2 separate regions of the Mus musculus genome follow, and region 1 is linked to region 2. A link is a loop called in an ENCODE intact Hi-C map of the cell type or tissue named here. Cell type or tissue: left cerebral cortex. All regions are shown on one strand. Each heading gives the region's core, and the rest is flanking DNA. Links, peaks and the distances in the headings are about the cores only.

Region 1 (15,568 bases), core at 4,146-12,145, 160 kb after region 2:
ATGGGTGCAGGCAGCAGTCTTTTAGGGGCAAGGTAGAGGTAGTGGACAGCTGTAGAAAACATTATTTGCTGGACATGACTGCATTGTTGCACACATGAACTGTTGTATACTGTACCTGTATATAGAAGATCATGCAAGCTAGAATCCTAGTATAGATGGTGGAGACACTTATGCAAAGACATTCTATATCTTTGTTTCATGATGGTAGAGTCCTGCCTCTAGGTTACTGAAAGTTTGTGTCTTTTCTGTTTCCTCCAAGTTACCCTATGTCCATTCTGGCCTCCCTTCGCTGTGTTTGTCTCTCTCTCTTGATTAGAGGCCTTTCTCACATCCTTGTGATGAACTCAGGACTTCTTAGGGAAGCTTTAAGTATATATGCTTTGCATCAGGATATTTTGTATGGCCTTTTGTCAGGGAGTTCTGTGTTGGTGTCTTTAGTTTTACCTGTTAGGCTAACAGTTTCCTGCAGGGAAAAGATATGATGCCAGATTCTGGTACTTGATTGCCTTGTGTTGTGGGAGCTGGAGTTGTTGACTTACCATTCCTCTGTGTGAAAGCTACTCAGCTTTTTCCAGAGACTGGCTCTTGGTCTGCTCTCAGGTGGGTAGAGGGGACCAGATGGAGGCAGGCTACTAGGGCTGGCACTGTAACACTCTGTCACCTCACTCAGTGCCGCTGCTTCTGAGACTTTTTTTACTCTGCCATGAAAATGGAATTGGTACTTCAACTTTTCAGTTCCTGGCCTAAAGTCTGCTAAATCATTGGCTGTGCTTCCTTCCCATTTTAAATTTGTCTCTCTTCTGTCCAGAATATTGTCCCTCCTTCAGTATATCTATTTGTTTTGATGTTTATCTTAGCCTTTTCAGTTCCCCAGTTCCCACTCCTTTTAGATCTCACATATTTGTATTTGATTTTTGAACTTTATCTCTTTAGCATAGTTTTAGTGGGAACAAGCAGGTTTGTGTGTTGTTGCTTATCTTCAACTTTGCCATCATTTCAGCAGGTTATGCTTGCTGATTGCCTAATAGTTTTCAGTTACTTGTATGCATCCTTTTTACTGGATGCTGGTTTGCAAATAGCTTCTATGTGTTTATCTTTGTTCATTCATTGTCTAGCACTTTATATGTTAGATACGAGGATAACATGCTCAAGAGGGTGAGCATGGTAAGACTTTATAAGAGGAGTAAAATGGACTGATGGTTAAGCTTAGTGTTAGAACACTTACCCAGCAGCTCTGTTGAATAAATAAGTAAATAGCAGTGAAATAAAGATGTTTATGTATGTGCACATTCTGTCTCTTCCAGGTCTCTGGGCTACAATGTAAAGAGGAAACAGATACTAGGAATATTTTTTAGAACAGCTATTTGATTTCTTCTCAAAGTCACTGCTGCCTTCTGAGTTGTGAGTATATTTCTCTTGTTTATGCCTTGGTGTTGCCTTTTGTTTTTTCTTTCCCTTGTCCACAGCCTCTGATATATAGTAGCAACAGCAGAACATAAATGATTGGTAGGGTCAGAGAAGACTTGTAAGTTGTATGTTGATTCTTTATATATTTTAATATTAGCATTATGATATTGGTTGTTCAAAGAGTAGTGCTTGGAAAACACTGGACATGGTAAACACTCTGAACTATAGTTACTTATTAACTAATTACAGCCACTTTAGGAACAAGATCTGCTGTTCTCTGTGTCACATTTATATAAACTCAAACAGAAGTTAATGGTTTCTAAGTTATAAGTGTTGGTATTAGGTTCATATTTTTTATAGCTTTAGAAGCATGTTCCTTACTGGTATTTTATTCTCATGAATACTGACTTCAGATTTTGGTCTCATGTTTTATTTATTTATTTGTTTGTTTGTTTGTTTTTTTGGAGACAGGGTTTCTCTCTGTAGCCCTAGCTGTCCTGGAACTAACTATAGATCAGGCTGGCCTCGAACTCAAAGATCCCAAGTGCTGGGATTAAAGGCGTGCGCTACCACTGCCCAGCTCATGGATTATTTATAATAGTTCTATTTACCTTGGGGAATATATCCTGTACCCCCAAGTGGCTGCCTGAAACTACAGATAGGATCAGACTACATATATGTTATATATGCTTTTTCCTATGCACTCAAGCAAACATGTGTGGTCATGCCCATCTTTTTAACATGGGTGCTGGAATCCAAACTCAGGTTCTTAGCAATTGATCTTTACCTGCTAAGTACCAGCCCTACTTTAAGTTATTTTCTTCTACCTAAACCTAGTTTCTCATCTGACCTAGAGGTTTATTTAAGATTTTCTCCTAGGAGATTGTTAGGAAGAAACTTTAAGGTACATCTAATATGTAGTCAACACTCAGTGTCATTAGTAGTTGTATTAGTTAGGCTCATTATTCCTGTGTAGAAACATCATGACCAAAAGCAGCTCTAGGAGGAAAGGGTTTATTTTACTTTTTCTTACTGCAGTTCATCATTGGATACCAAGGCAGGAACTCACATGAGACAGGAACTTGGAGCTGATCCACAGACCATGGAGGGATGTTGCTTACTGGCTTGCTCTCATGGCTTGTTCAGCCTGCTTTATGGTAGAACCTAGGATCACCAGCCCAGGGATGACACTATCTGCAATGGGCTGGGCCTTCCTCCATCAATCACTTATGAAGAAAATGCCCTTTAAGTTGGGCATAGTGAGACAAACCTATAAGCCCAACACTAGGGAACCAGAGGCAGGCATATCTCTGTGAGTTTGAGAGCAGTTTGGTCTACATAGTTGAGACCCTGTCTCAATTTTAAAAAAGAAAGATAGAAAATAACCCATCCGGCTTGCCTGCTTGCAACCCGATCTTGTGGAGGCAGTTTCTCAACTGAGGTTCCTTCCTCTCAGATGACTTTAGTTTGTGACATAAAATTAGCCACAAAGGCAGTTATTCAAGGTGGTATTTTCTACAGTGCAAACAGTGGGATTAATCTTGAAAGAGATTACTTGACTTGCAAATTGTTAAAATTGTTTGGCTTCTTCACATTGGGGAGATTATAGACTTTTGAAAGTTCCTAAGTTTGTCTTATTCTTAGAGCCTACTTTCTGGTAGATCTGGTAATAATCCAAGGACAAAGATGGTGATAAGAGATCCAAACTCTTCTCGGGTTGGCATCAGTGAATATTTGTTTTTATTTTTTAATAGAAAATTTACATTTATCTCTTTTGTGTGTATATGTGTATGGGGGTACATGTGGAGATCAGAGGACAACTTGTTGAAGTTGGTTCTCTCCTTTTCATGTAGGTCTTAAGGAATGAACTCAGGTTATCAGACTTGGTAACAAGTGCCTTTACCCAGTGAGCCATCTTGCCTCTGAAAACATTTGTTTTAGCAAACTTAAACTTCATGGAGTTCAAATGATTGACAGTTTATTAAGTGTGATACTGGCAAGGGTTTCTAGAGTAGAGGTTCTTCCTCTGTCTCTTCCATTTCCATATGAGGGTTAGTTCACTTTACTCCTCAGTTATTTCTTGTCTCCTGAAATCAGTTTTCTTTCTTTGTATTAAAGAAAATTTCCCATGCATGCAGTTTCAGCTTTCTAGTCTAGGTGTAGAGGTCTCTAATCTCAATTCTGTTTTTTCCAGTTCCTCTTGCTCCTGTGAGTAAGGGGAGGAATCTGTTCTATGTCTGCCTGTGCCAGATGTGAGAGCTCTGTGTCATCTGTGGTATCATGCCTGTTTGACCCAAGGTTAGTTTTCATTCCTGCTGAATGAAGAGTTCTTTGTTTATTATGGTGTGTGTGTGTGAGTGTGGACTCAAGAGCAGGCGCGCATGCATACATGTGTGCACATGTCCACTCATTCGGTGTAGGTCAGGACAACATTGGTAGCCAGTTCTTTCCTTATACATGTGGTTTCTGGGGATCAGACTTAGGTCATGAGCTTTAATGACAAGTACTCTTATATGCTGAGCCATCTCATTGGCTCCAGGCATATTGGTGGGGTTTTTTCCTCTTTTATTTTAAGATTTATTTATTTTATGTATGTATGCGGTCTTCAGACACACCAGAAGAGGGCTTTGGATCCCATTACAGATGGTTGTGAGCCACAATGTGGTTGCTGGAAATTGAACTCAGGACCTCTGGAAGAGGAGCAGTCTTACTTGCTGAGCCATCTCTCCAGCCCCTGTTTTTTGTTTTTTGTTTTTTTCAGACAAGGTCTCACTATGAAGCACTGACTGACCTGGAACTTGTTATGTAGACTAGGCTGGTTTATAACCCAAGAGATCTTCCTGACCACGCCTAGGAATGAAGTTTTTAAATTCTTGTCATAAAGTAAGTTTTGTTTTGTTAGATGATGATGATGATGATTTGTGCATGTGTGTGAGAGAGACTATGAATATGAATATGAATATGAATGAATGAGAATATGCAAATGAAACTTTGTAGCAGAATCGGCTCCAAAACAGGAGCAGAGCTGTTCATAAATTGAGCTGTAAGAGTCATTCATTATTTATTATGTTTATTTATTTGTGTGTATGTGTGTATGTATATACGTATGTATGTGTGTATATATGAGTTGTTTCTCTCCTTTCATTATGTGTTCCAGAGATTGCACTTGGGTCGTCAAATGTGTGCAGTAAGCACTTTTATCTATTGAGCCATCTTACCAGTCTAATCCAGATCTTTGTCTTTTGGTGACTCTTCCTTATTATTACAGATGTACTTACTTGTTTTTCTGTTAGAAGTCTTTAGAGGAGTAGAACTCATTAGTCTACATTTTGATCATGAAGCCACTGAGGGCTTTGGAGATTGTGTTGATATTATGTAAGGATTTAAAAGTAACCTTTTTTTAAAAAAAAGATTTATTTATTTTATTTATGAGTACATTATAGCTGACTTCAGACACACCAGAAGAGGGTATCAGATCCTATTACAGATGGTTGTGAGCCACCATGTGGTTGCTGGGAATTGAACTCAGGAACTTTGGAAGAACCGCTGAGCCATCTCTCTAGCCCCAAAAGTAACTTTTATTAGCTAGATGTAATTGTTGTCTTGGAGGCTTAGGTTTAACTCAGCTGCTCTGGTCCAAACTCTTCTCTAAGATGACTGATTCAAACTGGCTTCTCTTGGCTTCTGACTGAATTGCTCTGTTTGGTCTCAAACTAACTGGCAATCTGTTCTAATCTGGTTCCTTTTCATTTTCTGGCTTGTTCTGTCTTCACCTGCAACCTGTCTCTGTAAAACTGTCCTTTCCCCCACTCCCTATTGCCTTTCTTTCTGGTCTGTTCTCTTTAAGTTGCCTCTCTTTTCTTGTGCTGTTCTTTTGAGTGTTGGGATTATCCTATCTCTGACTCATTCTATCAGATCTTTCTCTGATTAAGCACTTTGTCTGCCCTTCAATTCAATGTCACTTGTTGAAGTTAGTTCTCTCCTTTTCATGTAGGTCTTGAAGATTGAATTTAGGTTATCAGACTTGGGACAAGTGCCATTACCCAGTGAGCTTTATCTTAAGACACCCCAAACATTTGTTTTATCAAACATGGCTACTTCCTTTTACAAACTAACCTTGCTTACATTGTTTGGGATTAGAGGTGTGTACTAAGGACGCATCTGTATTCCAACCAGAGGTATTAAAGGTGTGTGGACTGTCTATATTCCAACTGGATTACACAGACCTAAGTCTTTGGATGTAATCCCTTGCCAGAGCAGCCATGTTGCTGGATTAAAATTCTTCTGCAGGTCTAAGTTCAGGATGCCAAGTTCATATTAAGTGCCAGCCATGGTTCTAATTGCTTTAAGTAGAGACATCAAAAAAAAAAAAAAAAAAAAAAAAAGCCAGGAGTGCCTTGAAGAGAGAAGTAAAGCAGCTGATAAGCTGTGAACCTAAGGAGTACCCCATGTTACGTATGTGAGGGGAGTACAGTGGAGGAAATCATGCTACAGTGTGTAGTTAGAGTTTAAGGTGTACATAGAACGGCTACAATAAGCCTTGCTGCTAAGTGAGTTGTGAGCCGGATGTGGCAGTGATGAACGTAGAACCTAAGTAGATCCACGGTTCTAAGAACGTTGTAGTTGAGTGAACAGCAGTGCAGACAGAATGTGCAGTGTTTGATGGAGCTGGTCATTCTTGTTGAAGTCTGACTCAGCTCATGACACACTACATCCACTGGGATGTTATGAAGGGAATCAGGTGTGTAGCAGAGATGACATGGGCTAGGGAACTAGGAATCAAAGAAGTGGACTTAGGATGTCATGACAGTAGGATTTGTTAGTAGTTTGTGTACAGGTAGGAGATAGGGGGTAGAGTTACATATGAGAGAGACTCATGATGTAGACGTAACCACTACTCAGATGTGTGTGAGGAAGATCAGGTTGAGGAAGCTGCTTTTCTCAGAATGAGTAGCTGACACATGTTAGAGCTGGTAGTGTGTATATGGATTCCAGCTGTCTTTGAGCACATCCTTTATACTATATCACTTTGCCACTAAAGTGGGCAATAGTTTGCTCCTAGCCTTTATTTCCCCAAAGATTTAAAAATAGAGAAAGAGGGGCTGGAGAGATGGCCTGGTAGTTAAGAGCACTGGCTATTCTTTCAGAGGACCCCTGAAGAAGGGGTCTTCTTAGTGGGGGAAAGTAATGGGAGCAAAAGCCTGGGATTGTAGAAATGACTTGTTAGGTTTCACTGAATTAAAAGTCTTGTCTGCTGGGACTTTTACTGGATTGTACATACTATACTGCCTTAATACAGACAGTACCTTGTGGATTTTAAACCAGATTACATGGGAATTAGGCTCACATTATTAAACTGGATGACAGATTTTTTTATTATAGTCCTAAGACTTAAACATAGAGCATATTAGACCACGTGTATCCAAAGGGTAAATTTAAAAGTGTGTTTCATATCTTGTTTCATGAGGAAATCTTTTAAGAATACTTGTCACAGAAGTAATGACTTTGGCCTTGGGGTATCCAAGCCAATTAATTCACTGGGTGTAGGAATCAGAGCTATAGTGCTGCCTCAGTCTTGATTTCCAGGAATTGGATGAATTCTAGGAGAAACTTAGGAAATTGCTTGCTAAAATGCTTTGGAGAGGGCAATTGGGGCATGGGAACATGTCTTTGAGGCATGCAAGAATACCTGTAGAACCCCAGGGAAAACCAGCTTTCAAGGATGAGATGGTGAAAAGCCAGAAGTTGATGAATTGCTTGTTTTTGAAAAGAAGCACTGCTTATATTGAAATGCTGAGACAGATAATTAGAAATAAGGCCTACACATAGTCTTCGCAATTGCAGACACCACAGTGCCTTTCGTGTGAATGCATATAATTCATGGATGGGTGGGGCTTGTATTGAGCTGGGTTTTAAGCTTCCCATTTACACCTAGGTATGTGGAGAACACACATTTCAGTCATGACATTGTGTTTCAAGAATTATGGCTAGAACATTATAGTCACAGCCATTATAGCTGCCATTTGTGTGTTAGGTGAATTATGAACCTTATTTCTTATGTATGTGCCATAGTATTCATGTGTTGGTGTAGTGTTCCTCACTTTCTACCTTGTTTAAATTGTTGTTTCTTCTGACTAGCAGGCTTTTGAGCTTCCTGGGATTCTTGTGTCTTTGCTTCTTGTCCTGAAAGGAGTGTTGGGAGTATAGATGCTTGTGCTACAAATCTGGGTTTAAAAAAAAAAAGATTGATTTTAAATTCTGTGGTGTGTGTACCTGTGGAATGCAGTTATCTGTGGAGGTCAGAGGCATTGGATTCCTTGCAGCTGTAGTTACAAGCTGTTTTGAGTCGCCTGATGTGGGGTAATGGGAACTGAACTTGAGTCTTCTGCAAGAGTTTATCTTCACCAAGTCACTCTCTTGGGTTTTTTGAGATAGTGTCTTCCTATGTCGTCCCGGCTGGCCTTAAACTCACTATGTAGACCATGCTGGCCTCAAATTCACAGAGATCCTTTTGCTTCTGATTCCCTTGTCATAGGATAAAGGTACATACCACCGAGCCATCTCTCTGGGCTGCACACTTGGCTTTGTAAAGGATGATAGTGAGTTCTGGGATTTGAACTCACTGTTTTTTGGAGAGTTTCTCTGTGTAACCCTGACTGTCCTGGAAACTGTCCTGTAAACAAGCTGGCCTTGAACTCATGCTGAGACTAAAGGTGTTTGCCATCACCATACTGCTGAACTCTCTATTTCTTTTCTTTTTCTCTTTTTCTTTTTCTTTTCTTTCCCTTTTGACAGGATTTCTCTGTATAGCCCTAGCTGTCCTGGAACTCACTCTGTAGACCAGGCTGGCCTCAAACTCAGAAATCCACCTGCCTCTGCCTCCCAAGTGCTGGGATCAAAGGCGTGCGCCACCACGCCTAGCCTGAATTCACACTCTTCATGTGCACACAAAGTGCTTCTCTCCAGCTTTTTTTTTTTTTTTTTTTTTTTAAGAATTATTTATTTTATGTATGTGAGTACATTGTAGCTGTCTTTAGACACTCCAGAAGAGGGCATTAGATTCCATTACAGATGGTTGTGAGCCACCATGTGGTTGCTGGGATTTGAACTCAGGACCTTCTCAAGAGCAGTCGGTGCTCTTAACCGCTGAGCCATCTCTCCAGCCCCTCTCCAGCTTTTAAAGTACTGATTTTATGTTTTCATTCATCGATGAGAAACCGAGTCTCAAGTTAAGAAATTTGCAGAGTTCCTTTCCCTACAGCAGTGCCAACTTCTATAATTCTTTTGATTAAAGCTTAATCTTGAGCATACTCAAATGAACAGGTGGTGGTCATGCATTTAACAGATAGGGGAATAGTGCCATCTACCGAGCTACTTCTTCTAATTTGCATTTCCTTTTTAAATGGATTGACTTGTTGAATACATTATCATTTCTATAATGTTTGCAAATAATATCCAGTTTCTTGTTTATACACACACGCTGAGAGTTTATCTTCACCAAATACTTGTAAATGTCAAACATGGTGATATACCCTGCACTCCCAGCATTCTGAGGATGTGATGGGCAGGAGTGACAGTTTGATTGGATTTATAGTCTTTGAGGAAATGTACCTCTGGGTGTGTCTGTGAGAATTTTTACAGCAAGGTCTAACTGAAGAGGGAGAACTCATCCTGAGTATGGATGACACTATCCCTCAGATTGGAGACCCAGAGCACGAAGGAGAAAGCAGTTGAGTCATGTTATTCATCCTTGCCTATATCTTTCCTCCTCCTCCTCTGCCTCCTCTGCCTCCTCTTCCTCCTCCTCTTCCTCCTCCTCTTCTTCTTCCTCTTCCTCCTTCTCTTCATCCTCCTCCTCTTTCTCTTCTTCCTCTTTATCTTCCTCCTCTTCCTCCTCCTCCTCTTTTAAAATTTATTTTTATTTTACGTGTACTGGTGCTTTGCCTGCATATATGTCTGTGTGAGGGTGTTAGATCCCCTGGAACTGGAGTTACAGACAGTTGTGAGCTACTATGTAGATGCTGAAAATTGAACCCAGGTTCTCTAGAAGAGCATCCAGTGATCTTAACTACTGAGCCATCTTTTCAGAATTTTTTTTTAAAGATTTATTTATTATTATATGTAAGTACACTGTATCTATCTTCAGGCACATCAGAAGAGGGTGTCTGGTCTCATGGATAGTTGTGAGCCACATGTGGTTGCTGGGATTTGAACTCAGGACCTTTGGGAGAGCAGTTAGTGCTCTTAATCACTGAGCCATCTCTCCAGCCCCCATAATTTTTGTTTTTTAAAAAAGGGTCTCACTATGTAGTCCTGGCAGGCCTGGAACTCCCTGTGTAGACCAGGCTGTCCTCTAACTCAAAGAGCTCCACCTGTCTCTGCTTCTTAAGCATTGGGATTAAAGTGTTCAATACACTTGGCAGTTGTCCGCATCTTGAGTATGGATTCATTGTGACCAGCTGCTTCATGCTCCTATGCCTGTGCCTTCCTTCTATGATGGACTGTACCCTTACTGTGAGCCATATTAGACCCTTTTTCCCTGAGTTGCTGCCTTTTTTTTAAAAAAGGTTTATTTATTTATTCTATGTAAGTACACTGTAGCTGTCTTCAGACACCCCAGAAGAGGGAGTCAGATCTCGTTACAGATGGTTGTGAGCCACCAAGTGGTTGCTGGGATTTGAACTCAGGACCTTCAGAAGAGCAGTTGGGTGCTCTTACCCGCTGAGCCATCTCACCAGCCCCCTGAGTTGCTGCCTTTTTAAAGAAATAATTTGCCCCTCCTTTTTCAGATTATGAATAATTGCATCATTTCTTCCTTTCCTTTCTTTCCTCTAAATCCTCCCATGTATCTTCCCTTGCTCTTTTTCAAATTTGTGGTCTCTTTAATTTTTGTTGTTTGTATATGTGTGTTCCTAAACACACAGTACAGTCTGTTTAATCTGCACAATGTTTCTTGTAGTTCTGTGTTACCAGGGCTCAGCTTTGGTATTCAACATAACCAGTTGATGTGCTTTTTTCTATTCTATATTCTCAGCATTTCTTAGTTGCCTTTTGAGTTGCTTCTTATAGGTGTCACAATAGTAGAAAAAAATGGTAAGTCACTCAGTTTCACAGTGAATTTAAGGCTGGCCTGGGTTATACATTCTTGTTCAAAGAACAAAACAAATGGCCACAGTGGGGAAGAGTTTCATTTCCTAGAAATGCAGGCTGCATTTCCTAAGATTCTTACTTTCAGGCTGAGAGAAAAGCAGGGATGTGTTCTAGTTTCCTTCTACTTGTTTTTTGCACATTCTACCATATTAGTTATTTGGAGCAAACAGAGTGTTGTACAGTGGCAAGGAGATGCTTTATTGTCAAATTCTATTTCTTTCTTTCTTTCTTTTTTATTTTTATTTTTTATTCTGTATATCCCTGTCTATCCTGGAACTCTGTAGACCAGGCTGGCCTCGAACTCATAGATCCCCCTACCCCTGTCTTCTGAGTGCTGGGTTAAAGGCATATACCACCACCTGGCTTGAACATTTTTTTTTTATTGATAAGCTATTAAAAACATGGTTGGGGGTAGTGAGGTGGTTCAGTAGATACAGGCACTTGTATCTAATGATCCCAGTTTGATCCCTAGAGCTATGTAAAGTTAGAGGGAGGAAAGAACTGCACAAGGTTGTTCTAACCTCCACAAGCTGGTGTGTACACACACGCACAGGATGGTAATAAACAAATAAAAAGTTTTAAATGTAGAACAATTAAAAATCAATTAAAGATGGTGAAAATGGATATATCATCCATTTTGTATGTGTGACAACAATACAGAAAAGGGTATTTCACATTAGTAGCTATCAGAAAAGGCAGATTATAACTTCAGTGAGGCCTGGCTATGTTAGAACTAAACAGGGTGATACTGTCAAGTGACAAATGTGTGGAACAAATGAAACTCTGCTTTACTGTGAGAGACAATTTGATTTGGAAAATGTTTTTTTTTTTTTTTAACAAGTTGGACATAATAATTGTTATATGATTTAGCAGCCCTCTTCCTGGGTGTTTTCCCCAAGGAAGATGAAAACACAGGCTCACACAGAACTCTCCATTGGAGGATTTGTAGCAGCTTGGTTCCTAGTGAGTGGGAACAGTTCAGATGCCCATTCCTTGGAAAATGAGCAGATTTAGTACAGCCCTACAGTGAAACCAACTTAGATACACCAAGTAGTTAACTGATAATGGCAGACAACAGAAGGGATAAATCTACAAATCAAGGAATACCACCGAGTGATGGTGATTCTGTTTAAGACTGATCCCTGGTGCTGGAGAGATGGCTCAACAGTAAGAGTGCTGGCTGCTCTTCCAGAGGTCCTGAGTTCAATTTCCAGCAACCACATAGTGGCTCACAACCATCTGCAGTAGAATCTGATTATGCAGACAGACTACTCATACGCATAAATTATGTAAATAAATATAATAAAAACCCCCCAAAACCTGAACCGTAAGAGCAGATCTGTGGCTGCCTGCTACTGAGGAGAACCTGTAAAAAATGTAGTGAGGGCAATACTTGGGCTTGGGGAGAAGCCTGTGTCTTCAGTGTGTTGCTCTGTAGCACTGGTGTTTGTCAGAAATCATGGAGCTAATTCTACCCAAGAAGCAAGGTTTAAAAAAAGAGAACAATGGCTGGGTGTGGTAGTAGTATACATTATAATCCTAGTATCTGCCACCAAGTCTGACAACCTTGAATTTGATCCCCTAGGTTCACATGGTAGAAGAGAACAAGTTGTCTTCTGATCTCTACACTGACATTACCACGCTCACCTCTACACAATTACCTACCCACACTCACAAACATGAAAAACAAAGAAATAAATGTTTGCTCAGATTTTTAAAAAAATAGGTTAGCTAACTATCAATCAGCAAGCCCCTTCACTCAGCTCCTGAGGTGGCTTGTGTTCTGGAAGTGTGAGTCAGATCACTCCTTTCTCGCTTATCACAGTGTTTCATCACAGCAACAGAAGGCCATTAAACAAAAATCAACAAAAGAAAATGCAAAAGGGAGAATGTTACTTATTACAAATAAGTCAGGTGTTCTGTGATAATGACATGTGAACAAAGTATTTTGATGCAGTTATATGGTGATCTATAGTAGGTACTTGCTGATAGCCTGTTGGACAGTTGGTATTTGGGAACAGAATGTGATGACAGGTTGATCCTACTTTACATGGTTCATTGTAGAATTGCATCAGGGTATTTTCCCCTGGAGATCACTGCATTAATCTTAGTTTTGGAAGGCTAAAGCATGTTTAAGTCTGAAGATTTGACAGTTGCTTCCGTCAAGTGGCAGTCAGTGCAGTTGTCATTGCCTGCAGTTTTAGTGTGGAATAACCACACACATTATTTTGATTCCTGTTGGATTTAGTGTGTTATTGTTGAAATGCACACAGTAAGTTAGTCATCATTTAAAATGTCCTCTAAAATGTTGCATTATGACCTATTTTCATTGAAAGGTTAGCATAAATGCAGAACAGCACAAATACAGAGTCAGGGCGTGGAGTTGGGAGCTGGATTTGGTGGTATACTCTTGTGACTGCACTAGTGAGAGTTGATGGCTGAAGAGTTAATGGTTTGAGGCCAGCCTGGGCTACATGAGACCCTGTCTCAATGCTTCAACACACTTTAGAGAAAAAAGAAAGGAAAAAGGTGAAATATAAATGTAAAGAATGTTTCTTATGTTAGAAAAGTCTTTTAACAGATTTTAAATAAAATGCCTTAAAACATACTGTAGATTGCTTGCCTAACATGCATGAAACCCTGGGATTGATCCCAGTTCTGTGAAACAGATACCAACCTAACTTTCAGTTTTTCTGCCTTCAAGATCCTCTCTGTGAACACCTGGTTTAAATATCAAGCTTTATAGTCTGCGCCTTTTCCTCAGTGTTATTTTAATGCCCTTTTGCTGTGATAAAATATGCCAACAAAAGCAGTTTAGGGCAGAAAGGGTTTCTTTGTCCTATAATTCCAGGTTACAGTGCATTATTGGGCAAGAACTTGGAAGCAGTTAGTCACTTACATTGGAGAGCACTGAATTAATGTATGTATGCTAGTGCCCAACTCACTCTTACAGTGTTTAGAACTCTTTGCCTAGGAATTGTGCTACTCAGAGTGGGCATCTTCCCACCTCAGCTAAGCAATTATGATATTATCCCTTAGACCTGTCCTCAGCACAGCACAATATAGACAGGGCCCCCCACCCCCACCTCCACACTCCCCCATTAAGATTCTTTTCCAAGGTTCAGTTAGCTGCCTCCCTTGTTTTTGGTTTTTAATGTAGTCCTAGCTAGCTTGGAATTCCCTAAGGTAGAACAGACCAGCCTCAAACTGACAAAGATCCTGTTGGCATTCCTTCTAGACTCCACCCAACAGTTATCTGGCTGTAGCCTGGTAGGCCTGGCTTGCTATTGGCTCCTCCTTGCTCTCTGCCCTTTTCCTCTCCCTATCCCCATTTTCACTCCCCCCTCAACCCCCCCCACTTCATGTGTTCCTGTTTTCCCCCTCCCTCCTTCCCTCCCTCCCTCCCTCCCTCCCTCCCTCCCTCCCTCCCTCCCTCCCTCCCTTCCTCCCTCTCTCTCTCTTTCCCTCCCTCTCTCCGTCTTCTCTGTCTCCATTCCCTTCTCAACTCCCCTTCCCATGACTGAAATAAACCCTATTCTATGCTCTACTTGGTACCTCGGGTAAGGGATGCCTTAGCATGGGCCCCGCCTCCCACCTCTACCAAACATGTCCTGGTCTTTTTCTAAAACAGATCCTGATTTCCACCTCCCAAGCTCTGGAATTAAAGACATCTGTCGTTATGCCTGATTCTGGAAGCTTTGTTTTTTTTTTTTTTGGTTTTCCAAGACAAGGGTTTCTCTGTATAGCCCTGGCTGTCCTGGAACTCATTCTGTAGACCAGGCTGGCCTTGAACTCAGAAATCTGCCTGCCTCTGCCTCCCGAGTGCTGGGATTAAAGGCGTGCGCCACCACTGCCTGCCCCCCCCCCTTTTTTTTTAATCTTGAAAACGGTTTTTTCATTTATTGGAGAAGACTCAGGAAGTAAAATAGTAATGCACTTTACCTCAGAGAGTATTTGTTGGCAGCAAGGATGTTTTTATAACACCAATGAAGTAATTGTCAAATAAAAAAAATTCTCATGCTACATGATGATCTCTATTATTATAGGCAGAGTTTTGAGCCTGGAGGGTAGCTACTGGACGTTCCTCTACCTCTGTACTGTAAATTACACAGAAGGAAACCTACTGGGCAGGGCTTTCAGTCTTCCTCAGTTGCCACCCTTTTTTATATGCTGATCTTGGAATCTACTTTACCCTATTTCCTGTTTTGCCTGTCTAAATTGTGGCAGCTGACCTATTCATGTCTCTTAACAGAGGTTCTTCCCTCCATACAGGGTCCTTCCAATTCATCCTTCCTTAGTCTCCTCACTTGGGATAGGTTTCTCTGCATTGTCTTTTTATAGCATTGATAATAAGTTTGAAGGATATAGGTTGTTTTTAGGTTTTTCCCTTATTTTGGGTTTATATGATGTTTTCTGATGATTGAATCAAAGTTTTAGCATTTCTAACAGGCCTGTCATAGAGAAGAGACTGTGTCTTTCTTAGGGTTATGCTGGTACATGGAACAAGTTTTCTCTTTCTGCTTCTGCTTGAGGGCATATGTCAAACAAGATGTTCTCTCTGGAGCTAAAGATACAGCTGTGCTGCCAGCAACAGCCTGAAGAGTTCTTTTTAGAGTCTACAGCTCTTTAAAGTTGAGAGTCTTGACTTCACCACAGGAAAGAATTTCAGGAGAAGTCTAAGACACCCAGGAGCCTTGGTGTGGTCTTCTCAGGAGAGTCACTTCTGGTTTCACAGTAGCCACAGAGATGGTTTTGGTGACCTTTGAAATTACATATCAAAGGGTGACTAAGAATTTTTTTTTTTTTAAAGGAAATGAGATCATACCTGGTTCCTGGGGTGCTCTGGTGCCTTGGGTAGGATTGTACTCAAACTGCAGTTCACTAGGTGTCTTAGTTAGGGTTTTACTGCTGTGAACAGACACCATGACCAAGGCAAGTCTTATAAAAAAACAACATTTAATTGGGGCTAGCTTACAGGTTTAGAGATTCAGTCCATTATGATTAGGGTGTG
Region 2 (15,568 bases), core at 4,863-12,862:
TTCTCAGTGACAGATGCCAACCAGAAGAAACGCTCCAGTGAGACAGCCTCTTAGAACAGAAGCACGGCTCAGCAACAGAACTTACACTTCTTCTTCATGTTGTCAAAGTAGGCCAGCTTGGAGGCAGCATGAATGGCACTAGGTGACTGCAGCGTGCCAACCACGGCATCCATGAGCAGGACATTGGTCAGTGCCTGCTGGACGTACTGTGGGTCCTAGGAGAGATGCAGCTGCGTGTCAGCCCAGTGCGAATCCTGACGGTCTCTCTAGCGTTTGCTTCACTGAAGAGAACAGTACTCCTCCTCTCGTGTTTGTCAGGGCAACGGGAAGGGTCCGAATGGATGAAGACTTTGGAGTTTGTGTCACATAATCTTCTTCTCTAGTTACGGGAAGTCCTCGACGTTGACTCCTAGAGCCAGCACATTCTCTTCCCTAAATGCTGGCAGGCAGGGGCTCGTGACCCCCTCATGCCTGTCCCAACCACACTATGATAGCCAGGGGCATTTCATAAAGCAACAGCTGGCTGTGACTGTAGCCGGTGACAGGAGTGGAAATGGTCCCACCGTGGGCTTTCCCCATTGCATAGCTAATCTGCATATCGTATTTCAGTGGGTGTGGAACTGACCATCTAAGCCGGGGCTCATGAAATACAGAACCTTAGAGAGGATCCAAATCCACTTCTGATCCATGACAGGCAATAACTCATCCCAAGTGGCCACCTTCCTGTCCTGCCACGAGACAGCCCGATTCTCCTAAGATGCGCCAAAGGTAGGCACCAGTGCCGTCTGCATCTCTCTGGTGACTGGTGAGGCTACAAGTCCCTGCATACCCTTACCAGCAGCTCCATTGTGCGAGTTCTCTGCTCGTAGCCTTGGTCCATTTACTTTGGTTTGGCTACGTGATTGTTTGAGACGTGGTCTTGCTCTATGGTCCAGGCTAGCCTCCAACTCCAGACCCTCCCAGCTTAGCCTCCTGAGTCCTGGGATAGGAGGTAGATACATGCCACCACACCTGGCTTGTTTGACACATGGTTTCCTCCCCATTTAGACAACCCTACCCACATTCACTGGGAAGACACCAGAACTAAGTGTACACAGAGGGGCACTGAATGAAGCCCATATGTCCTCTCACACCCCAAAGGCCACATGGTCTCAGGACAACAGCCTCTGTGTCCCTGCAGACAGCATAATTCTTCCTTCCAAGTGCTGCAAGCTCTGGATGCCCCCTTCAGGACCTGGTGCCACCCATGCCCACAGGACCTCCCCACCTCAGACAGACCTTGTGGTCATCTGCCAGCTGCTTTCCGGCCCACATCTCCTTCACCATGAGGTGCCAGAGGTCACACTCCGACTTGAGGTTGGCCTCGAAGACTTCCTTCTTGGCCACCGTCTTGATCTTTAAGGTGGGTATCCTCAGGAGGAGAAATGCCACGGTGCTATTTTTGACTTCCTGCGGGACAAAGACAACTTGGATTGATGGCAGACAGAACAAGTGGCCTGAAGCCACCACACAGGGTGAGTTTAGCCATAATGCCAGACATGAGTGCCTGTTACAACCTTTTACTGTTGCCTGAGGACTTCTGGAGCCAGCTGGCAAGTCAGGCAGGGACTACAGCTGTAGGCCTTGTGTGGCAATCCAGTGGTCACTGGTCTCGGTCCATCTTTCTGCTGTGACCACTCAGACTGAGAACACTTGGCAGCTTCAAGTTTGGGACAGTAAATGTAACTAACTATAAGGCACAAAATAAGATCATCCGGTCCCAATTCAGACCAGCCTTTTTTTCCCAATTCAGACCAGCCTTTTTTTTTTTTTCCTGTTAACCACACTGGCCTCAAATTTGCAACAATTCTCCTGCCTCTGACTCCAGAGTGCCAGGATTACATACACACACCAATACATCTCAGACCTCCTCCTTTGGACGAATATAATGTGGCTAGGCATAGCGGCCCGTGCCTTTAATCCCATGAGCTCTATGTAGTTCCAGGACAATCAAGATTACATAGAGAGACTTTGTCTCAAATAAATAAATAAATAAATAAATATGTGGCCAAGGGGGATGGAGAGATGGTTCAGCAGTTAAGAGCACTGACTGCTCTATCAGAAGTCCTGAGTTCAATTCCCAGCAACCACATGGTGGCTCACAACCATCTGTAATGGGATTCGATGCCCTCTTCTGGAGTGTCTGAAGACAATGACAGTGTACTCATATGTATAATTTTTTAATTTAAATTAAAAAAAATGAATATGGCCAAGCATGACAGCACATACCTATAACCCCAATGTTCAGGAGGCCGAGGCAGGAAGACTGCAAACTCAAAGCCAGGCTGGGTATCAGCATCCTGTCTCAAAAAGAGTGTGTGTGTGTGTGTGTGTAATATGAGCTGAGCAAGCTGGGCCACAAAAGGCCCATTGTGCAGAAGGTGCCAGAGGACACCCGGCGGCCTGGGGACTGGCTGCATCTGGCGCCAGGACCGTCTCACCTCTATGTTCCTGAAGGTGGCAATCTCCACATAGCCGGGCCGCCCCTCGGTGAGCAAGAACAGGCGCTTCTGGGTCATGGCGATCTTGCCCACTCCACGGTTGGTCTTCACAGAGCTCGACAGCTTGTAGACGCACTCGTTCTTATCCAGGTGCTCCATGAGCAGTGCGGGCAGGCTGACCTCCTGTGCCTCTGCCTCAGTCTCCTTCCAGCAGGTGTAAAAGTCTCGGAAGGTCTCCGGGTCAATCTGCTTCTCGTGTCCTGAGTTTAAGGAGGAAACTTTATCATCAGCACCAGGGACTTTAGGCAGGCACTACCCAAGCCAGGCAGCAGGTGGCACCAGTGCCCAGGACTCTGTGAATGGATGGAGGGCCTTTGGCTGTCCCAGCTGTGGGGCAGAAGATTTAGGTAGAGGACATCTGTCCCTTCTAGCCCTCAGAGCGAGGGCAATCTGACTTACTACAGGTAGTCACAGTAACTGCAACAAGGACGCTGTTTTGAGGCAAAGTTGAGCAGTTTCTGAGGCTGGCCTGACACTCACTGAGCGCCAATTTTCTGTTCCTGCTGTATTCTGAGGTCCTGCTCCCCCGTGCGTGGCTTAGAGCCCCCCTCTGGTCTTAAGTTCCTTTCTTCTGGGCCAGAGCCCTCACCTGCACTCAGCTTCTGACACCTGCCAACTGCTCACTTTACACGCCTATCCCCGCCTAGCTTATGTGTCCGGAGCCTGTCTTTTGCTCTGTCCTCTGGTGTGTCTCAAGCCCTCGTTCGTGCATAGGCCACACTCCTCTCTGCTGCCGTCCCTGCCTCTGGGTTTTTTCGCAGCCCCCACAATTGCTTTTTAAAGCATAAGTGAACCTTCCTGCTCCTCATTCAAACCTTTCTGGACTGTTCAGCCACATAAGACCTCAAGTTCCCCCAGACTGTCCACTCTTTCCTTTCACATCCTACCCCAGCCATACCAAGCACTTCCCCAACAGGCCATGTTGTTATTTGCTCATCCTAACTATTATACCACAATAGCTCTCCTCTTGCCCTCAACACACAGGCAAACAGCGCCATACACGGCCTTCCCTGACAGTGCAGGCTATTCTGGCTGCATTACATACCTCCCTCAGGGCACCAGTGAATTCAACTACCAGCACCTGCCAACACCCAACCTGTGTGGTTCACAGACAACTCCAGCACGTCCTCAGAGCCCCCATCTGTAAACTAGGAAACCAAAGGAGGAAGAACAGACCCTGCCCGCTGCCAGCTGGTTCCTGCTTACGCAGAACCTGTGTGTCTCCCCAGGCCCAGCCTCCCTGTGTCCAGCCTTCAGAGGCCCAGGTCTGAGGTAGACAAAGTCCCACTGGGTTCACATCATCGTTCCTGCGTGGTAACAGTGTCATGGTGACAATTGCCTGGTACATCTGTTTTGCTGCCACTGTGTGATGGGTAACCTTACAGCCATGTGCAGGCTGTGGAGGATGTGAGAGGTTCCAAAAGATTAAGGAAATTTCCAAATAACAAGGGCAGCTGGGGGCCACAGGAAGGTGGTCTAACAAGGAAGATCTGTCATCAGTTAGGTAGTACCAGAATGTATGCATGGGTATGTCCACCAGGTGGCGCCATTTCTAATTCTTTTTCTTTATGCTTTACTAGTCAAAGTAGTTGAGCAATATGTATTTTAAATTTTCTTCTCTTCTTTTGCAGAGATTGGGGGTGAACCCAGGACCTTGCCCATGCTAGGCAAATATTCTTCCACTAAGCTACACCCCAAGCCCCATGTAAGCTTTGAAGTCACTGGATCCATCCAATGAGAAAGTAAATTTCACCTGGGGCAGGGATACAGCACTCACCTGTATAATGTTTAACACAAGCGACTAAGGAAGACAAATAACAGGGAATGGGGTGACCCCGTGCATGGGACAAGCCTCTGCATCCTTTTACACTAAACAAGGAGTCCATTGAGGTGATTGACAGCTCGATAGGCATCCCCAGCTGGAGACCTCCTCTGCTACCTTACAAACAGCCTACTGGGGTCCCGGGGTGCAGACTAACAGAGCTCAAACGAACCATAAGCACACATTACGCCCATCAGACATCACATGAGAGGTCTTTCAGTTATATGTGGTGCAGGAAGAGACCATAAAACAGAACAGGGAAGGCGAGACCACGCCAGTGCCCGAGAGAGTGAAAGAGCCAGGGACCCTTCATGTGCGTCCCTGAGGACAGACCCTCTGAGCACCCACACCACAGCAGTCAACGGGGCTGCACACAGTAAGGCCTTTGCACCCACCACCCAAAATGTCCTCTTATAGACAAGTGGCCTTCCTGTCCTTGGAAGTGAGGGGCTCCTGTGCTCTGGACATGCACAATGGGAGCAACAAGACTAGGGACAGCCCATTAGATGGAAGGCAGCCCTCTCCCACCTGCAACCAGCACGCCAGCTAGCCATGGATGCCACAACACTCCCACGTGCTTCCCCAGCCCTGCGCATGCCCACAGCCACTATGTCCGCACATGGTCACACGCATGCTCAGTTTGTCTGACAACCCGCAATAGTCTGCAGGTGCATGATGGCCACACCCACGGACAGGATGCCCACTCCTGTGGATCTCCACTTTGTCACCCACCTCCCTCCACAGCCCAGCCCCGGCTCATCCCAGCAGCCTCCAGGCAGCATCCCCATGAGAGCCAGCTACAGACACTGAAGGTGGCACAGGGAGTGAACAGCCAGTCCTTGTGAAGCTGCAGTGCAGAATGTGTATTCTCATCAGCACCGGGCTTCACATGAACAAACGTGTATGAGCATTCTAAATACTAAAATTATATTCTTTTGGATGGGACTGGGGCACTGGATATTGAACCCAGGGTCTTGTGGCACAGCCATGTCTCTTGGAGATGGCAAAAGTCGTGAAGCCAGCACAGCTGTATGACACGGTTCCAGCAAAGCTGAGCCGAATGCTGTGACCACTGTCTGTCTGTCTGTCTCTCACTTTTAGGTTTTGGTCTCTGAGTGTTGTACACGTGGGGACTTTCTGTGTTATGATTCATTTTGTGTCTTTTCCCGAGAAAATTATGTCTGACTCTTTTTAGGAACGTCCTAAATTTACTGTCCCTTCTGCTTTTAGGGATAGAAAAGCATCTGTTCCTATTTGGGAGCCTTCCTTACGCCCTAGAGATCACAATAAACACTAAATGAGGCCATTATTCCTGGAATCTTCTTGGGGTGTCTGCCCCTAAACATATTCAGACAGTATAATTGGAACAGGGTAAACTCAGAAACAGTTGACAAACTCCCACTAGCCAGGATTGGTTACAGATTCAAGGCCTCTGTTTACTGTATGCTTAGAGCTCTCTGAAAATGTGGTTTAAAGACAGGAGTCATAGAGGGTACAGCCCTGGGGGAATAGAATTTAGTAAATAGATTAAAATAACTTTTCCTATGTTATAGCATAGATGAAATGAGAGAGTAAGGGGAGTATTAGTATTTGCTATTCATAAAACGACCAGTTCAGATATTTTGTTTGTCTAGAGTGCTTTAAAACTGCAAACGCTGCCAGCCTAAAAGCAGACTGTCTTATATAAACGTGTTTGCTTTGGTGGAGGCATTCTTTAGATTCTTTGAAGTTATAGGCCGATAATGAAAATGAAATCTGTCCTATTTGTACTTTTTAATTGTGACTGAACTTGTAGCCCCAGACATGTAATGAAAAATCAAAAGCACATGTCCAGAGACAAAATGATATAATCTATACTTCTTAGTTAACCATTCCAATGGTCTTTGAAACTGGCTGGGCCTAGCCTCTACCAGTCTCGAAGCTCTCTGCTGAGCTATGCCCCAGTCCTCATGTGTACACTTGGATCTCACCGAGTTCACTCTAAGATGGGGTGGTGGTTTGAATATGCTTGGCCCAGGGAGTGGCAGTTTTAGGATGTGTGGCCTTGTGAGAGTAGGTATGTCAACTGTGGGTGTGGGCTTTAAGACATTACCCTAGCTGCCCGGAAGTCAGTCTTCTGCTCCCACCTTATGATAATAGTCTGAACCTCTGGACCTGTAAGCCAGCCCCAATTAAATGTTGTCCTTATAAGAGTTGCCTTGGTCATGGTGTCTGCTCACAGCAGTAAAACCCTAATTAAGACAGATGGGAACACTCAGCTTTGCCAAGTTCTACTTTCAGTGTGGCCACTCCACTTAACTAAAACACGCATAGCAGTGACAGTGGGGTCCTGCCCCTTCTCCACTTAAGGAACCACATAACTGAAGGCCACTGACAGCTCATCGGCCAGGTCCACAACTACAGAACAAAAGATGCCCAGGTGCAACTCACTTCCCAGGTTCCCAGGCACCTAGGGGGTGATGTCAAATGCCACCACATACAGAGGAGGAAGAAAGGCACTGAAAGGCAGGTTTTCTTCCTACACCAGGGTCCACCAGCCATTGAGTAATTAGGTGACCAGGCCATACCAGCGCTGAGGACGAGCAGAGGGACCACCAGACATGCTCAGCCTGGTGCCATGAGAGAATGATAACCATATGAGTCTGAGTCACTCCTTTCAGGCCATTGCACAGAGGGCCCCTGGAGGACAGGGGACCCTTAGAGTCTTCACATCCTTATGAGGTCACACATTGGGAAGAGGAAAAGTGTGCCCGTAGGCCCCTCAGGGTCTTTCTGTGAATGCCTTGTCTCCCTTCACATAGTAGCACACGCATAGCTGTCCACACCCCCTGACCCCAGGCAGTGCAGGCTATCCCACAGAGGCCTGAGAAGTATGCGTTCTACTGCACCTGGCTAGTGACAGGTGGCCCATCATCTCTGTCTCTCCCAAAACAGTTATTCCTCCGGAAATGCAGATATCAAGTCTCTCCTATAAGTGACGTGGTGTTAACAGGAAACTGCACACCCCCTCCTGTGGGCTCTAAGCCCTTTCAGGGTCGTGTGCCCAACATCATGGAAGTTCAAGTTTACAGCTTGGGGAATGATGACCAGAAAAACATCGCACATGCTCAGTAGAAAGCACATTCATTCTCCAGATATTTTCTATCTGCAGATGGTGAACTTAACGGACAGGCTGACTGAACCTGGGTGGCCAGCAGAGTCCGGTGAATGCAAAATTCAAGTGCTCGCATGGGATCAGATGAGTGAGGACACAAGCCAGGCGGTGTTAGCTCACATGGGACAGGCAGACCACTGGGGCAGTGAGGCAGGCACTGTCAGGCAGTGGGGGGCACTCGGTCAGGGTGCTGGCACTCAGCTCAACCAAGCTCCTGGCTCTAAGCTGAGGAACCAGCTTACACAGACCCTAGGGACAGGTGTCAGGACCTTCCCAGTTAAAAGACAATAGACGAGCTGGGCTTCCTCCCCATGGCCAGCAGACAGAACAGATGTGTGTGTCAGTGCAGGTAACATGGTTCAGTGAGAAATAAATTAGGATCGCAAACTTCCACAGATGGCAGGACACAATCCGTGAGTGTACAACATTGCTGCGTGCTGTGTGTGTGGAGGGGGACATCTGTCATCAGAGGTTTTAAGCAGAACAGAAAGCAGAGCCTGGGTTGGGGGCAGTGCTTCACTGGGGACACAGAGCAAAGCCAAACCCAAGAAACAAGGGCCTCGTGGTGACGGGAAAGCCTTCTTAGTCAGGTGGGTTCTCCTGGCACCTGGCACGCTGCTTCTGTGCTTCTGGGCATGCGTGAGTGCTTTAGCTGAGCCATGGCTGTGTAGTCACCGGGTAAGCACCGGGTGAGATGCCTCTGCAGAGGCAGCTAGCCTCACGTGTAAGTCAGCCATCTGCATCATGCAACCTCACTCTGAACGTGTGTGCACTTTGGCTGCGCATACCATCCAGCCATATAAACACCAGCAAAAGCTGCCTAAGACGCTGACTTGGACTTGAAGCTAGTGGGTGTTGTGAGTGATAAGTGTCTTTAACATATGAAGTTTTCTGCTCTTACAGACACATACTGGTTTCATTACAGGGGAAAAAAAAAGAGACTTTTAATATCTTCTTACTGTCGTTACTCAGCACGTAAATAGCAAATTAGTATATCTTTGCATTGCACTGTCTTAGAATATTTTACCTCAAAATTGCTTTTTAAGCTTGAGTCGCTGACTTAAATTTGAGTTGCTGATTTAAAGAAAACCATTAAGGGAATTTTGGCTTGGAATTAGGATGGAATTTCAGATAATTTCTGAAACTAACCATTCAGACAGCTACCATTTTTACGAAGTATTAATGTAAAGTGGGATTCTAAGCATTGATAATTACAAAATCAAAATAAATAGCAACTTTGAAAAACCCTGAAGATGGGCTATGCCCTGCAGAATCAAATATTTGGTCAAGATTTTACAAGATTTTTTTTTCTTTTAAGACAATCTCACTCTGTAGCCCAGACAGACTTTAAACCCACTATGTAGTCTAGCCTGGCCTTGAACTCAACAGTTCTTCCTACCTCCAACTTCCAGGTGCCAAGATTGCAGACATGAGGCACAATGTCCACCTGTTTAACTTTTGGCCAGGTATGAGTGTGAATGCCTTTAATCCCACGACTTAAGAGGCGGCAGCAGGCTGATCTCTGTGAGTTTGAGGGCAACTTGGTCAGCCTGGTCAGTTCCAGGACAGCTAGAAGTATACAGCAAGACTCTGTATCAAAAACAGAGGTTGGGGGTGTTGGGGGAACTGAAGAGATGGCTCAGCAATTAAGAGCACTGGCTGCTCTTCCAGAGGTCCCAGGTTCAATTCCAACATGAGCAACCACATGGCAGCTCATAAATATCTGTAACTCCAATTCCAGGGGATTCAGTACCCTCACACAAACATACATGCAGGCAGAACACCAATGCACATAAATTAAGAATAAATAGAAATAAAATATTTAACTTTCTTTGTGAAAATAAATAAGTACATTCATCTCCTTATGTGGGATATTTGCTTTCATCTGTTTTTTTTTAAATAGATTTTTTTCTATTTTCTTTATTTTATATATGAATGCTCTGCTGCATATGCACCCACAGGCCAGAAGGAGGCATCAGATCCCTTTATAGATGGTTGTGAGCCACCACATGATGGCTCAGGACCTCTGGAAGAACAGTCAGTGCTCTTAACTGCTGAGCCACCTCTCCAGCCCCCTAAAATACAAATTTTTAAGACAGCTTCACACAGCCCAGGCTGTTCTCAAACCTGTTATGTAACCAAGTATTCTTGACCCTCTGACGCTCCCATCTCTCCTCTCTCATGCTAGGATTATAGTTGTAAGCCACCATGCCTAGTTTATTGTAGGTGCTGGAGTTGGACCCAGGGCTTCAAGCATACTAGACAGGCACTATATCCCAGTCCTGCTTCTCTCTTCAACCAATGTTAATATCATATTGTATACAACATAGTTAGAAATACACGTCCTTGTGATTTATTATCAGTCAGTGTTTGCTTTGCACTTATTTGCACTTCCTCTGATTTACCTAGGTCTCATGGGAATCTCTTGGGTGAAAACGGTTATGAGTACGAATTTAAGCAGCCATGCCTTAGGGAACAGTGACAAGGAAAAAAACAAAGCCTGTCCATGTTCAGTGTCCATGTTCAGTGAGGACACAGCTCGTTTTTATACCTTGAATCTTTAGGAGGTTGAATTACAGCTATTGACCTGCAGACCTGGGGGACACTGGTACCCAGGGATGCTGTGGGGCGCTCTTACCGAAGGTCAGTGCATCAAACAGACGGTGGATAATGACGGCGTCCTTCACGATCCCCGACTCCTGGACTCGCTTCACAAAGTCATTGAGTTGCATGTGCTTCTTGGGCAGTTCGAAGTTCTTCACGGCGTCATCTGCCTTGGGGGCCTCGCCGTGCTTATCAAAGACCTCTGTGATGAGCCGCCTGAGCTCAGGCGTCCGCTCGGCCTGGGCCCGCTCAGAGGCCGACATGGATTCCACCGTTCTCTTGACCAGATCAGCCGGGAAGATCCCTATGTCGGTCTTATACAGGTTCTGGAAATCCAAGAGGGCACTCAGCAGTTGTCCCTGCATCAGATGGAGAAGACCACGCAGGTAGAAGTACCTGGCTAGGAGCAGAGAGTCGCCAGGACCCAACAGCGCCATGGCCTTGCTCAGGAGAGTGACGAAGTCTGTATAGTATGCCTGAACACACTGGCTCTCCAGTGGGAAGTGGATATCAGGGATCTTGAACATATATGTTGACTTAGGGGTCACTTTGAGAACTAAAAAACAAACAAACAAACAAACAAGGGAAAATGCATGTAATTAGCATGGTCCTGGAAAAGGCAGAGGCACCCATAACACTGTTGAGGGCAGCTTTGTGTGTCTTGGACAAGAACCCATGTGTTGTGGATGGGCCTGGTGCTGCTCTTGTGAACCAATTCCCTAAGGAATAAAGGAGCCAATCACTGGGCGAGTAAGGACTTCCGAGTTAGACAGAGGAAGAGAGGAAACAGGAGAGAGTTAGGTGTTTTTGGTGGGCACAACATGAGGACAAGATGTAATTACGAGTGTCTCTGGGTTCCAATGGTGGATCTGTCAGGATTTGCCCCTGGAGGATTTAGATTTAATAAGGCTTCCAAGTTAGGATTTTAGTTGTTGTGCCTAGTGATTGAGTTACTGTTGTTTCAGAACTAAGTTTGTGTTGTGTCTTTCTTCACGGAGGTGGCTCGTCTGGGTTCAAGAGAGAAAGGTATGATGGCAAAACGTGGGTTTGCTTGATGTGTACCACAAAGGTCATGGGGGATTTGAAGCCTGGGGTTAGTGTGGTAGCAACCCACCAGGAGGAACTTAGCAAGCTGGGTGGAGATGTTCCAGGAGCTCCAGGCCAGAGAGTCTTCTTGAGATAAAAACAAGTCGACCATTGCCTGCTACTGCAGGGCCGGCCAGCCCACCAGTAAGAGAGTTGCTGGTGCATGCCAGCTCATTTTTTGTTATTATTATTTCCCGCAACACCTACATGCCCCTTCCAGGGCATTCCCAATACCCCAGAGGTAAAGAAGAGTCCATTTGTTCCCAGAGAGGCAGTAACTATTCTCCATGGGACAATTATGTTTTTAAAACTATGAATATTAAGTAAAAATGCTAGGACTGGGCCCTTGAAGATTAAGCTGATAACCAAAGCCAAGATATGCCTGCTAAGTAGGGCCTAGCCTTTAGAAGCATTTGTCACCTTAACAGTGGCCTGGGCAGTGGTAGCCCAGTACTCCCACTGCAAAGATTCGAAAGGTCAGGACTAAAGAGACCGGAGCTAAGTGCCACAGGCATTCTGAAGCCCCCTGGGGACTAAACACTGACCAAGAGTTGAAGTCCCTCTCCTCCTAAAAGCTTCCTTGGAACAGGGGACCAGAGGTAGCCACTGCATCCACACCCATGCGAGAGGTGGTCCTTTGGCTATGGAGGCTGGAGGAAGGTGGAGCCCACAATGGTCAGGGAGCTCAGATGAACACAGAAAAGGCAGGCAGACTGTGTCCCAGAGTGAGTGTGCACACACCTGCCAAGCCCAGAAAAGGAACTGGTCTGTCTGAGGTCAGACACCCAGGAAGTGGCTACCAAGGGGCTCACACCTCCTCCTACTGCTCTGAGCTTTGAGACTTTTTCATTTCCATACTGTCTTTTCAGACAGACAGCCCGAGCTAAGACCAGCAGCTGCAAGGCCATGCATGGCACCCAACAATCTTCCGTACCCAGTAAGGACTCTGTGGGACACACCGTAGACGCCTATGATGTCACACAGACCAGGAAGAGCCTTGAGAAGGTTTTGCAGAAATACAATAATAGCTTGTAACTATCTAACAGCAACCTTTAGGAAGGGACTGGTACCGACCAGGGGCATCCCATCACACATCTGTAAATACAGACATGTATTTTATCTATCACACACACAGTGGTGGGGGCAGAGACACAAAATAGTTTTTAAAAACCAGTTTTTTGGATTTTTTTCCCCTGTTTTTATGGAGGCACGAACTCAGCCTCACTATGACCACATTCACACAGGGTAGCTTGAAACCCAGACTGGTCCCGAACTCACAAGCACCAATGCTGCACCAGACCCCTGAGCTGCTAAGATAACAGGCATTTACCACCATGCCTGGCCAAAATAGTTTATATTCTTAAGAACATTCCCTCCCTCAGAAGCAGGCTATGATCTCTAAGCTGCAACACTGGGGGAATAGACGCAGGAGGGTAGCACCTCACCTGGACTGCTGCTTCTGCAGTTTGAGGTGTCCATTATCCGAAGCGATGAGTTCCTGGGAGGCAGCTCGGGCAGGGAGATGTCCTGCAGGTTGGGCATGCTGACCACCATGCGTCTGTGGGTGATGTGCAGGGGTGAGGCCTTCCTGGAGGCCATCTTCTCCACAGTAGGTCTCCTTGGACTTATCAGCATCCTGTCTATCCTAGGGAAAAGCAAGAGTTCACTTCATGGGCACGAAGATGTAAGTGTGAGCCTCTACTCCCTATCGCACCCAGAGCAATGAGCAGGGTGAGAGGCATGCACGGGTAAGAACCTGTCACTAAGTCCAGCCTCAAGTAGCTCAAGGGGAAAGGACAGAGGTTCTCAGCCCACAGTCCCAGAGATGGACAGGGCACGGTCGTGGGTGATGCACACGAGATATCAGGAAAACACAGGGGAAAAAAAATAGGCCTGTGAATGGGGAACATGGGAAGGAAATGAAGACGGACAGAGATCAGGGTGTGGCAGGATGCTCCGCCAGGCACACAGAGCCTGCCTGCACGCAATGGGGACACACAGAGGATGCACCTTTGGAGGTTCCTGGCGAACTGCTCAATAGCCCACTGAACTGATCATCTGTATGTCCAAATGAAATGGACGTATGAACCCTCAGTCCCCCAAAGAGGACCTCGAACAGAGCTAGGCACCTGTCCTCCTCAGACTGAGTGTCGAGGTCCATCCGAGCAAAGGCGTCCATCCTGCCGTTGAGCCGCGCCTTCAGAAAGGAGTGGAACATGTAGGTGTCCAAAACCTGCATGTGAGAAAGGCTGTCATGCTGCGCTCATGGTCCTCCGGCCTCCATCCAAAGCCAACAGCAGCCCCACTGAGGCATGGCCTCTCCCCCACCGGCTCCACTGGGCAGGAGTCTGTGCAAACAGGAAACTTCACAATGGATGCATTTTTATTTTTATTATTTTTAGTAATGTGTCTGTGAATATATGCAGGTGCCTACAGGGGCCAGGGGAGTCAGATCCCCCGATATCTGAGATTATGGGCTCAGGGTAGGTGCTAGAAACTGAATACAATCTTAGCCATTGAGCCATCATCTCTCTAGGCTTGCAATTGGTTCGTATGGACACAGAGATTCCTAACCTGCACCTAAAAAATCACGAAAGCTAAAAAAGCCCAGGTCGCCTGGCCACTAGGCCAGCTGTGCTTGTGCTATATGTGCCCCGCATCCCAGGGACCTCTGCACACTCTACAGCGCCCAGACTAGCTCTGTCTGCTTTGACAGGCTGCCTCAGGAACCACACAGCCCCAGGATCCTGACTCTACAGGGGACCCCCCTAGCACCGCAGCTGTAGTTGTTTCCACCCGGTTCTGTAGGTAAGCATTTGTCCACCGGCAAGCAAGCTCTCGGACTACAGGTTCCTCCCAACAAAGGCAGGAAGAGGAGGTAAAAGGTACCCAGATGCACAAGGTGGGGCTCCAGGAATACCCAAGCCAGGTATGCAAAGGCAGGAAGATGCAAAAGAGAAACAGGCCACACAAAGGTTGAAGGGAACAGTCTGAATAGCTAGAGAACCCAGCGCTGGTATGGAGAGCCCTGTTCCGGATGGTGGGTCCACAAACCGACCTGGGTTACTATAAGAAAGTAGAGGACACCAGGAGGGTCACAGGGCAGAAAAGGAGAAGAGAGGCATACGCAAGCACCATGAGGGAGTCATACCAGTTAACCCAAGTGGCTGGGCTGTACCCTGGAGGCAGGCAGCTCTTCCCACCTCAAATATGTCACAACAGACCCATGGGGTGGGGGGTGGGCACAGGGCTGCCTGCCAGATCAAAGACCCCTGTGCTCTGTACACTGGACAAACCAGTCACTAAGGGTTGGGCAGAAACAGAGGGCTCCCCCACAAACCTAGGCTAATGTCAGGAAGCTGCCAAGACACAGCTAAGGTCCGTCTCTGAGAGAAAGAAAGGACTGGTGCTCTCAGACTAGCAGGGCAATGGCAAGGAACCCTCCCAGGGCCACGTTCTCCTCACACACAGAGCAAAGGCTGCCTAGGCTGAAGTCAGGGAAAGGGTACCTGATGCCCTGACTGAGGACATGGTCACCCAGGAAGGCACATGTGCCACAGTCCATCAAACCACATGCTTAATACTGTGTCTCTTAATTAATGTACTATACTACAAAGCTAATTTAGAAATAAGGTAGCAATGGAATCAGACAAAAAAAAAAAACTTCTGAAAAGACCAATACAATAAGACATGATTAGATCTGGAAAGGCCTTTGAGAAACGGTTCAACAAGGAGGAATAAGTGGGTGGAGCCTCCCAGCCCCGCCCCTCTTACCTGCTTATAAAACTGCTGGTCCCCTGCCGCTCTTGTCTTGAGAAACTCCTCGCTGTTGAAGACGCGGTGTTCATAATTCAAGTGATTCTTCACTTCCCTAGCAAAGAGAAGGTGGGCCACGCACTCAACCACCACAATGCCCAAAGTCATGCTGTCCAGCAGGAGAATGGTGCTGAGAAACACACTCTTCGGAGCTCACTGCATCCCAGGATGACAGCATCAGGATGGACTGTGTGGTCCTCATCACTTCTCTAACCAGGAAGAAGCTGGGAGACAGGGCCACTGCCTCCTTGGACCTCAGCTCTTTATGCCAATTAAGGCTCAACAATCAGCTATCATGCTACAAAAACCACTGAGTTCAGAGGTCAATTTGGAGTTAGAGGGCATGGAAATGCTGCCCACAATGCAGCCACAGCCACAAGTCTATTTAGCCAAGCTTCTCCACTCCATAACCTGTCCCACAAGCCCATGGGACCTCAGTTTACAATCTCCCCAAGCTACAGAGGCATGCTATAAATACTCGACAGCCTGCAGGGTATGGCCAGGTGGATGTGCCTGGTGTCTTCCTTCCATTGTGAGAGAAGACAC

Evidence for each region. Peaks named below come from ENCODE experiments on the same cell type or tissue, not always from the same donor. Only the 100,000 strongest peaks of a DNase experiment are listed, where the experiment ranks them.
Region 1: it touches region 2 in a loop (2.5-fold over the local background); 9 of 42 quality-filtered maps call a loop at or near these places.

Annotation. Positions count from the first base shown.
Region 1 is chr15:73,380,481-73,396,048 of GRCm38, reverse strand. Ptk2 (PTK2 protein tyrosine kinase 2) reads left to right here. Exons shown (of 35, transcript NM_001358046.1): 2 at 1,305-1,401. Among named protein-coding and RNA genes, the nearest start is that of Ptk2, 35 kb to the left of the region's middle. In left cerebral cortex, for the core only: a CTCF peak has its summit at 8,757; a DNase peak (open chromatin) is centred at 8,670.
Region 2 is chr15:73,542,229-73,557,796 of GRCm38, reverse strand. It overlaps Dennd3 (DENN/MADD domain containing 3), which reads right to left. Exons shown (of 23, transcript NM_001081066.1): 10 at 14,981-15,077; 11 at 13,336-13,439; 12 at 12,652-12,851; 13 at 10,155-10,676; 14 at 2,481-2,740; 15 at 1,279-1,449; 16 at 86-215. Among named protein-coding and RNA genes, the nearest start is that of Dennd3, 37 kb to the right of the region's middle. In left cerebral cortex, for the core only: a CTCF peak has its summit at 9,474 (motif pointing right); DNase peaks (open chromatin) are centred at 5,502, 5,627, 8,116, 9,513 and 1 more place; H3K27ac peaks cover 1,840 bases.